Regions from separate parts of the Homo sapiens genome. Here region 2 is linked to region 1. The links are chromatin loops, found by intact Hi-C in ENCODE. Cell type or tissue: HCT116. All regions are shown on one strand. Links, peaks and the distances in the headings refer to the core of each region. The heading gives the core; the rest is flanking DNA. Region 1 has its middle 37 kb from the start of BCL2L14. Region 2 has its middle 49 kb from the start of LINC01252.

Region 1 (5,375 bases), core at 104-5,103:
CAGAATCCTAGATGGTACAGCCTACAGCCTACAACACAAACAGGCTACGGTGTATAGCCCATTGCTCCTTGGCTACAAACCTGTACAGCAAGTAACTGTACTGAATATCATAGCCACTTGTAACACAATGGTATTTGGGTATCTAAACAAACCTCACGTGAAAAAGGTACAGTATAAAAGATTAAAAATGGGCTGGGCGTGGTGGCTCATGCCTGTAATCCCAGCACTTTGGGAGGCCAAGGTGGGCGGATCACGAGGTCAGGAGATCGAGACCATCCTGGCTAACACAGTGAAACCCCGTCTCTACTGAAAATACAAAAAATTAGCCGGGCATGGTGGCAGGCGCCTGTAGTCCCAGCTACTCAAGAGGCTAAGGCAGGAGAATGGCATGAACCCGGGAGGCGGAGCTTGCAGTGAGCCAAGACTGGGCCACTGTACTCCAGCCTGGGCGACAGAGCGAGACTCCATCTCAAAAAAAAAAAAAAAAAAAAGATTAAAAATGGTACACCTGTATAGGGCACTTACCAAAATGGCTGTTGCAGAACTCGAAGTTACTCTCGGTGAGTCAGTGAGTGAGTGGTGAGTGAATGTGAAGGACTGGGATATTATTGTCCACTACTGTAGACTTTATAAACACAGTACACTTAGGCTACACTGTTTATTTTTAAAATAAAGTAATTGAGCTACAACATGACAATGGCTACAGCGTCACTAGGTGATAGGAATTTTTCAGCCCCATTATAATCTTATGGGACCACCTTCATACATACAGTCGGTTTTTGACTGAAACATCATTACATTCAGCACGTGAATGTAATTGCGATGAAGTGAAAGATAAAGGTTATAGTTCTAGTGTATCCACAGTGCTTTAGGAGATGAACTGTTAGGGAAAGCCAGAAAAATCTCCACCACGGAAAAAATATTTGGCCTGCGTCTTGAAGGATAAATAGGAAGTCAGTACTCAGACAGGTGCCAGTGTTTTTCAGCCTGAGGCAGGGAGGTATGAGAGACAGCTGGAAGGGTTTGAGAATGGGTGGTGAGAACTTACACTTACTGGGGACTGGATATAAGAATGCAGTAAGACGTGGACCTAGCACCGTGATTTTTCGACCTGGGCTACACATCAGAAACACCTAGCGAGCTTTTAAATCTTCCAGGGCCCAAACCACATTGTGAACCAATTAAATCAGGACGTCTGGGGCTAGAAGCCAGTCATCAGTATCTTTTTTTAAGCTCCCAAAGTGATTCCAATGTGCTGCCAAGTCTCAGAACCACTAGTCTAGAAAGGAGGGATAAGGATTTTCAGCAGCCCCCACAGAACCGGCCCTCCTGGTGACCCTGCAATCCTGGCACACACACCCCACCCCGCCTGGGAGAAAGACCGGCCACACCACAGTCATCGGCTGTTTCCTGCTGCTCCTTTCCTCCCACCAGCATTTTACTCTGAAATAGTGGTTCTCAAAGTGTGGTCTCCAGACTGTAGCATCAGCCTCAGGGGGAAATTCTTAAAAATGCAAATTTCCCAGCCGCACCCTGGACGCATTCACCCAAAAACTCTGGGAGTGGAGCCCAGCAACTGAGCCATGCTAAGGTTGGTGAGCCGCTGCTCTGGAACATTGATCCCTCCCAAACTGCAGCAAAGCAAGCACCTGGGTGTAGCTCTGGCTGTGTAGGTGCTACTACAATCTGCTGGAGTCACTGCTTGTCGGCAGAGATGCCGTGGGAGCTGGCCTGGGTGCCTCCACGTTGGCCGTCACCACCAGGCAGTGGCCTTTGGCCTGGAATCGAAGGTACCAGAGGGCTGATAGCTCAGTTTTTTTATGGCACCAAGAAAAGACTTTCAGATTGGAGGTATGGGATTTTCTTTATTTTTTAATCCTCTTTTAATATAAAGTGGCCCCTTAGCAAACTTTCAAGATATTTCACATCAGAACTGGCCGGGAAATCCGGCATGTGGACAGACACGGATATGCCGTGTGCATTTTTCCGTTGGAGGAAGAGGGTAGGCTTGGGTGCTGGAGGGTGTTGCCTGGGGGCGGAGCGAGAAGGAAGAAAGGGCGCTGCTGGTTCACACCTCACCCATGCCCTCCTCTCAGGCCCCAATCAGGATGGAATTAAAAGACCCTGGGAGGAAAATAAGGAAAGCAACAAAGGAAATGAGTTCCCCATACAGAAAGGGAAATTGCCTTTCCCGTTAAGGTCAGACTGGTCCGAAGTAAAGGACTGGTGCGCCTTAGCAACCGCCTCTGCTGAAGCCCTAACGCTGGAGCTCTTTCGCCCTCGCAGAATAACCGGGACTTTCTTGCAGCCGGAACCAGCCACGTCCTGATTCCACACTCCCTTGAGGAGCCAGCCAGCTCCACATTTACTCAAAGAATCCGAAGGGCACCAAGTGGATGCTCTGCCACACGATTGAAGAGGGCAAGCTGTCTGGGGGGTTTTCCACCTCTTTTCAACTCAACTATTCTGAGCTGAAGTACTGGACCCGTTTTGTTTTTCCTGTTTTTTCCTGCTTCGGTAAATCTGGAAAAATCCTGCAGGTCTGAAAAACTGTTGGACTTGACAGCGTGTGTGTAGCGCCACCTGGTGACCACAGCTTATCAAAACAGCTTCCTTCTGGGGCTCTTGTGGATGTACATCAAAGGCTCCAGCTTCCAGACAGGTACACATCCTGTTCTCACGCCCGGCCCACTTTCCCGTGGGAATGTCAGCCACTCTGATTTGCCTTGGCTGAAAACCTCCTGTCTTTGCATGGAAAAAAACACAAATAATATGAACAAGCAACAGAGTTTTCTTTCTCTCTTAAGTAACCAAGCATTTAAAATCTTCTAAAGCACACATTTCCCTAATTGAGAAAGGAAGCAGAAGAAAAATTTCTGGCTGAAATTATAAATCATAATAAATGGTCGGAAATACCTTCTCCCTTAGATTCCTGGGGTCCTAGTGTAGAGGAGACTTCAGTTGCCCTTGACACTACAACATCCTGACTAAAAGCCTGTTTCCAAGGTGATATTTGATAGACATGAAGGACCCAGGTGGAAAAGAAGGTAGTCTGGACGGCACGGCAAGGAGTGGAACACGCAGGCTATGAGGTGTCAGCAGAAATCAGTTCTGGTCCTGGCACTGCTACCAACTTGCTGTGTGACCTTGGGAAGTTACTTAAGCTTTGTGGATCTCAATGCCCCAGACTCGTTAACTTCTTTACTATTTTTTCCCATAAATTCAGTGTTTCTGAAAGATGTTGCCCACCAGAATGCATCTCTAAAATAGGAGCTTAATAAGCTTTCTGTCTTGAGGGATCAGACGTATAAATGTCAGGCAGGCCTTCTGATGATCATGATGCAACCAGAGTTACCACAGTGAGTCCATATCACAGACAAAGGCGAAGACACTTGATCCCTTCTTAACCTGGTCTCCCACCCATGAATGATTTTTGTTAGGATTTCAGCATGTTGAAACTAACCCACAGACCCTAGTTACAACTTTCTCAGGGCCTGAGAGCTGGGGAATCCCAGTTTGGGAACCAAAAAACTAGAAAATCTTGAGGGCAACTCTGGCTGTCATGAACTAAAACAGAGCAAAGATGGAAGCCTGTGGTATGTGCGTGCAGGTAGAATCTCGATTTGAGAAATGGCGTTACAAGGAATTAACACTTCAGAAATGCCAGCTCTGTGCCAGGATTTTTTTATTTTATTATGTATATTTGTCATGGACAACATGTTTTGGAATATGTATACATTGTGGAATGGTTAAATAAAGCTAATTACATATGCATGTGCTCACAAAGTTATCATTTTAGGGGTGACTTAAAATCTCTCAGTGATTTTCAAAAATATATGTTATTAATCATAGTTGCAATGTTGTACAATAGATCTCTTGAACATATATTCCTCTTGTCTAACTGAAATTTTATGTTCTTTGACCATCTCCCCAACTGCCCCCCAACAAGCCTGAAAGCCCTGGTAACCCCTATTCTACTCTCTACTTCTTTGAGTTCAACTTTTTAAGAGTCCACATATGAGATCATGCAGTATTTGTCTTTCTGTGCCTGACTTATTTCACTTAGCACAATGTCCTTTGGGTTCATCTATGTCACAAGCAACAGGATGTCCTCCTTTTTAAAAGACTGAATAGTATTCCATGGTGTGTTTTCTTTATCCAACCCCATTTTCTTTATCCATCCATCCGTTGATGAACACTTAAACACTTAGTTGGTTTCAAATCTTGGCTATTGTGAATAGTGCTGCAATGAACATGGCAGTACAGATACCTCTTCAACATACCAATTTTATTTCCTTTGGATATATATACCCAGGAGTGGGATTGCTAGATCATATGGTAGTACTATTTTTAATTTTTTAAGGAACCTCCATACTGTTTTCTGCAATGGCTGTGTTAATTTACATTCCCACCAGCAGTGCACAAGGCTTCCCTGCTCTCCACAACCTCGCTAGCATTTGTTATCTTTCATCTTTTTGATAACAGCATTCCAACAGGTATGAGGTGATATCTCATTGTGGTTTTAACATGTATTTCTCTGATAATTAGTGCAGAAGTTTTAGATACAGAATCACAGTTAGTCCTGACAATAATCTCTAAAATACCCATGCAGATGGGGAAAGAGCTGCAGAGAAGTTAAAGAAATTGTCTGCACCTTACAGCTGAGACCAGAACCAGGTCTGTATAATTTCAGAGCACATAATCTTTCAAAGTAACCTAACAAAATCACAGCAACTTTTAGGTTCACAGAGAACAGGCCAAAAAAACAAACAAACAAAAAGAAAGAAATTATAGTAATTTCCAGGTATGAACCAGTAATCCAAACTAAACATATTTTGTTGAATGAATATCCTGGATTCTACTATGTTTCTCCAAGTCCCCACTGTCTTAAAACATAGCATTTGGGGTTCAGTAGTTACTGATAAACCTTTTGCATATCTATGCACTGTTAGTTCTTTACCCTACACATTATTTTATTGTAGTAAAGCCAATTTTCTGACATTTATCTGAAAGCAAACTGTGAAGTACTTCCATTCTACTTCCTGGTGATTTTTAGTGACCTGGTGCCATTTGAACGTATGTGTCCTCCAAAATTCGTATGTTGAAACTTAAACCCCAAAGCAATGGTATTAGAAGGTGGGGCATTTGGAAGGTGATTAGGTCATGAGGCCGCCACCCTCATGTGAATGGGTTTAGTGCCTTTATAAAAGGGCTGGAAGGAACTAGCTAGGCCCATTGCCCTTCCATCTCTTCTGCCACATGAGGGCGCAGTATTTATCCCTTCTGCTCTTCCACCTTTTCCACCATGTGAGAACACCAGAGAAAATACCAATCTGTGGCCAGGCGTGGTGGCTCACGCCTGTAATCCCAGCACT
Region 2 (5,375 bases), core at 280-5,279, 530 kb before region 1:
GATACACAAGCTTCATAATACAAAATCTGGACTATTGCCTGAGAAAGAAATTAATATTTTTTCATCCTTTCTCTCTTTTCTTTTTCTTTCTTTCTTTCTTTTCCTTCTTTCTTTCCCTCTCTCTTTCTTTCTTTCCCTCTCTCTTTCTTTCTTTTCTTCTTTGTCTTCTTTTCCTTTCTTTTCTTTCTTTCTACCAGCTTTTCCTAGCTTTTTATTGTGGTAAAATAGACCTAACCTAAAATTTACCATCAAAACCATTTTTAAGCATACAGCTCAGTGGCATTCGCACATTTACACTGCTGTGCAGCCGTCACCACCAGCCATTTCCAGGACTTTGCCATCATCCCAACCTGAAACTCTACCCATGAAACACAAGCTGCCCAACTCCCACCTTGTTTCCCCATCCCTGGCGGCCACTGCTTCTGCTGCTATGAACTGGACTGTTCTAGGCACCTCACATAAGTGGACTCACACAATATCTGTCCTTTCATGTCTAGCTTCTCTATTTAATTTTTTTTAATAAAACCTTTTAAGAGACAGGGGTCTCATTATTTTGCCCAGGCTGGTCATGAACTCCTGGCCTCTGGTGATCCTCCCACGTCATCATGACTGACTTCTCTATTTAATTTTTTTTTCTTTTTTTTTTTAAGATGGAGCGTTGCTCTGTCACCCAGGCTGGAGTGCAGTGGTGCAATCTCGGCTCTCTGCAACCTCCACCTCCCAGCTTTCAAGCAATTCTGCCTCAGCCTCCCGAGTAGCTGGGAATACATGTGCATGCTACCACGCCCAGCTAATTTTTTGTATTTTTAGTAGAGACAGGGTTTCACCATATTAGCCAGGATGGTCTTGATCTCTCGACCTTGTGATCCGCCCACCTCGACCTCCCAAAGTGCTGGGATTACAGGCGTGAGTCACTGTGCCTGGCCTCTATTTATTTTTTAAAGGTGGGTGGGAACTAAGTGGACCATAGAGGAGCTTCCCGCACAGGTAAAGACAAGGTCGGGTGTACTGAGAGACGCAGGAAAGTGGGTCAGGGTGTAGGGCTGGAGGGCAGCTATGGCCTCTGGGCCTGGACTATGGCCTCTGCCCCGGGGCACACACAGAGCAAGGGCTGCCCAGAGGAGCCAAGACTGGCTGTCAGCCTGGCCCTGAGCCCAGGGGGAAGGCAGTGAGGGACAGAGGACAGAGTACACAGGTCCTGTCTTTGGCCATAAGCAACCCGAAATGAGGCTTAGTCTCCTTCCTGGAAGCCCACTCTGTGCCTCACATGGTGGGCCCCAGCGTGAAGTATGTGACTGCGTGACTCCAGTTCCTATGTTGACCAGGATGTTCTTGAACTCCTGGGGCCAAGAAATCCTCCCACCTCAGCCTTCCAAAGTTCTGGGATTATAGGTGTAAGCCACTGCTCCCCACCTGGAATGCTGTCTTTGTACCAGCTCCCTGGGCCTGGTAGAGAGGCACACATTCTGCTAAGAGACTTTTCCTGACTTCCCTAACCCTAGAAGGGATTTGTCCCTCCTTATTTTACTCATGGCTGGATTAGAGTTCCATTGTTTTTGAGGCTATTTTCCTGGCCAGTGCAGGGTCTCATTCATTTCTGTAGTGATCATGGTCTGCACTGAAGACAGGATCAGTAGATGTTTGCAGACAGAATGAATAAACCACTAATCAGTCTCTTAATGCTTGAATGGACTTGCTACTTCCTTGTTTCGATTTGTGTCTGTACAATCCCCTCACATGGATAGTACAGTAAACACACACGGACTCCCTCAGATGTGGTAACTAACACGGAATTCATCTTAAGATATGCAAAGAAAGTATCTTACATCTTTATCCGCCTCCTGATCTTACAGATGGGAGAACTGAGGCAGAAGACTAAGTTAAGATGGCCAGCAAATTTGCACTGGTATAAATACAAACAAAGGGAGGGGAGGAACATTCTTGAAAGGGGTGTGGTGGTCTCAGATGGTTGGGTTCCTCGGATGGTGGAGGATCAGTTGGCCGTGCCTTGGTTATCTGACAGGAGGGAAGAGAAGTGGGAGGTGAGGAGTAGTTCCTGGGTCCTCATGAGTATTTGAGGCAGGTTCAGGTCTGAGAAGCCAAGGATATCCTTCCTGGAAGCCTGAGTTAGGAGGAGGAACTCACTGCTGGAGAAAAAGTTGAAGAGGAAGGAAGACAGACATCTCAGATCATGGGAAGTGCTGGCCTGAGGAGGCGAGGACAGAACCATCAGGGTAGAAGTAGGGGCTGAGGAAGCCGGCAGGGGGAGCAGAGGAGTAGGTACCAGCATGGTGAAGAGGTGCAGTGCATTGTGTATGATACACACATTATTATTATTGGGAATAACCGTGTATCAGAGTGCAGTTCTCAGCCTGAAGAATGGGAAATGGAAAGGATCAGAGATTCAGAGAAGGCACATGGCCCTTTAAGACCAAATGAAGCCTCCTAGGCATTTCCTGCCACACTCACCCAGGCCCACCCACACCTCTGTTGCAATGGAGGGCCTCACTACAGTGCCCAGTAGAGCTGGCCTAGGGCACAATGCCAGGCCTGATGAATGTCTTTCTGGCCATGTTCAAGCAACAGGCTGTGATTAGGCCTAATTATAGGGGCCTGGTCTCTTAATATTCTGCGTGGCATGTCTCTTGCCAATCAAATCAGTGCCATGTGCAGTGTGATTCCTGCTTTAGTGGCATTGGGGGAGGAGTTAATTCAACCCAGTATAAATAGATTGTGCTCTCACCTTGCAATTTGAGGATTATTTTTCCCACCTGTCATGCACCTCCTTCCTTCTGGCTCCCTAAGCTCTAGTCTGGGTGAGCAGGGCCTGGACACTGCTATACCTAGAGTCACTAGCCACTGCCCAGTCTGTGTAAGAAGCAGGCCTCGAATTCCTCAGGGTTAGAGTGGGAAGAACCCATGTGTGCACATTTGCTTTTCCAACCTGGGCACCATTTGGCAGCTGATTCGGGCAATTCTCTCACCACCACCACACTGCCCATGTATCCCTGTTTCCAGCCTCTGTTTTCCTCTGCAGCCAGGGCTCCTTTCTTGTATACCCAAGGTGGGGAGCTGAACTGAGATCATGTATGGACAGGGTTCTTGGCAGGTACCAAGCACCTTATAAGGGGTGAGGAAATGTTGCTCCTTCTCCAAGTTCCTCCATTTTCCCTACCAATTACCCAGCCCCTGGTCCTGCCCATTCCCTCCCTCATTCACTCAGCAGCTATCAGCAGAATCCCATCTCCTATGAGCTCCTGGCCTCCCACCAAATGCTCTGTCTCCCATCCCCACCTTTATAGACTGAAGCTGTGCACACGATTAGGATAAGGGCTGTGGTGTCTCAACACCACGCTACCTGAGGTAAGTGGGTGCCGGTGGGCGTGGGTGGCTCTGATGCTCTGGCTCCCACCCACAGGCACCATGACTCCTGCGAGGACCCAGCATCCCCTGGCAGATCAGACCTATGCCTTGTCCCACATCCCACCAGACCTGCAGTGAGAGGAGGCCGTCCGGCAGGTGGCAGATGCCCGGCAGTGCCTGCAGAAGGTCCCTGGAGACATCTTCAGCAGGTGGGTGCTGCCACCCATCCCCCACCTGATCAGAGGGCCGCCCCCTGTCCTTCTGCGGTCACCTGCGTTTATCCTGCTTCCCTCCCACGCCCGAACCTCTTGCTCGCCTCCTCCCTCTTCTCAATGCCCTGCGAGTAGCAAAGCCTCCTCTGGACGCCAAGAGACAGGAAGGGCTGCCCTGGGCCATGACCCTGCCCCGCGGTGGGTGTGTGAAAGTCAGGGTGGCAGTGACGCGGCGCCTGCGGCGAGAGGAAGACTAGGCCAGGGGGAGAAGGAAGAAAGCCGACCGCTGGGCTGCTGGGATCCCGCGCCCTCGCGCTCCCCACCGCCGCCCAGGCGCAGGAAGGGCTCAAGAGGCTGGCGGGCGGCTTGGAGAGACTTCTGGAGAATCCGGTGCGCCGGGCTCTACCTCAAGGAGCTCAGGGCCATCGTGCTGAACCAACAGAGGCTCGTCCGCACCCAGCGCCAGAGCATCGACGAGCTGGAGCGGCGGCTGAACGAGCTGAGCGCCTAGAATCGCAGCCTGTGGGAGCATCCGCAGCTGCCGCAAGCGCAGCCTCCGCCCGGATTCCTTACCTCGTAGCCGTCCCCGCTGCCGGCCCTCCTAGGCACCGCTGCCGCCGCCACCGCCGGGGCCCAGGAACATCTTCAGGACCACGGACAGCGCTCATCCGCCCGGCCACTGCCCGCGCCCGAGCTGGCATCGTTTCAGAACCACGAACAGCTCCTGGCGCAACCCGAGCCAGACCCTGGAGGCAGGGCTCACACAACCCAGTCGCCCCATCAGCACCCGGGAACACTTGGGGTCAAGGCCAACAAGGAGAAGAAAGGTCCCCCGGGTTGCTGCGCTGCCCCCGGAACCCCCCTTCAGCAAGAATCTCCCGCGCCCTCGGCAAGGGAGTCCTGAGCAGGAGACCTGAGTGAGCGGGGAAGAGCAGATGAGCACTGCTGTGGTGGAAGCAAGGGAAGCAAGCGGGTGTGAGGGGGAGATGCAGAAATTGGGTGCGTGGGAGTCTAAAGGACCTGGGTGATGTGGCGCGAAGGGGTGAGAAGATGCTTGGGGGCAGAAGCCTGACAGGGAGATTTCGGGGAAAAGAGGGGAAAATATTAGTGTTTGAGAAGGTTTTGGGGAATGTTGGCGCAAAAAGGAGTAACCAGATCATCAGTAGGGGCAAAAGACGAAAGAAAGAGGATATTTAAGCGATTGGGGATATTGGGAACTGGCAGCATTTAAAGGGACTAGACTAGAAGGAAGTTGGAGTGAAGATCAAACTGAAGAAAATAGAACCATTGAAATATTTTTTTAAGTTAGAAAAAAAATGGAAGGGAGTTTCAGTAGTAGAAGTATTTGAATGGAGAGTGAGATACGAAAAAGTCAGAGACATGGAGGCATGCGAAGAGCTTTACAAGGGCTGGGGCCAAGGAAGAGTAGGACTGGGGTAGAGGGGAATTCAGAAGGTGGAGAACAACGCTGAAAAGCAGGAGTGATGTGGGAAACCAGGGGAGCTGGAGGCAGAGGAAGAGAAAATGTGGCTCTTTACCTGGTGCGGCGGGAGTCACAGCCAAGAGGGGCTCATTTGGGGAAGTTTTCTCTACTCTGACCCAAGTGAGCACCTTTCTTCTGAGCACCCCCCAAAGTGGGGTGCTCACTTCAAAGTGAGCCGAAGGGGTGGAAGTGTTGCAAGGAAACACCCATCAAACCAATGAAGAACTCACATATACCTTGAGGACTCCGTCTGGTAATAGCGTTTTCCTCCGACTCAAGGAGGATTTTCATGCAATAGCGTTGGCCATCGTGGAAAG

The links. Hi-C counts contacts between places; a loop is a spot of excess contacts. Peaks named below come from ENCODE experiments on the same cell type or tissue, not always from the same donor. Only the 100,000 strongest peaks of a DNase experiment are listed, where the experiment ranks them.
Region 2: it touches region 1 in a loop (6-fold over the local background); 5 of 110 quality-filtered maps call a loop at or near these places.

Annotation. Positions count from the first base shown.
Region 1 is chr12:12,030,942-12,036,316 of GRCh38, forward strand. No RefSeq gene overlaps it. Among named protein-coding and RNA genes, the nearest start is that of BCL2L14, 37 kb to the right of the region's middle. RefSeq lists enhancers at 1,363-1,412, 1,863-1,962 and a silencer at 2,414-2,708. In HCT116, for the core only: a CTCF peak has its summit at 2,580 (motif pointing left); a DNase peak (open chromatin) is centred at 2,600; H3K4me3 peaks cover 585 bases.
Region 2 is chr12:11,496,530-11,501,904 of GRCh38, forward strand. It overlaps the pseudogene IQSEC3P2. Among named protein-coding and RNA genes, the nearest start is that of LINC01252, 49 kb to the right of the region's middle. RefSeq lists an enhancer at 3,180-4,070. In HCT116, for the core only: a CTCF peak has its summit at 2,260 (motif pointing right); no DNase peak of the experiment used is centred there.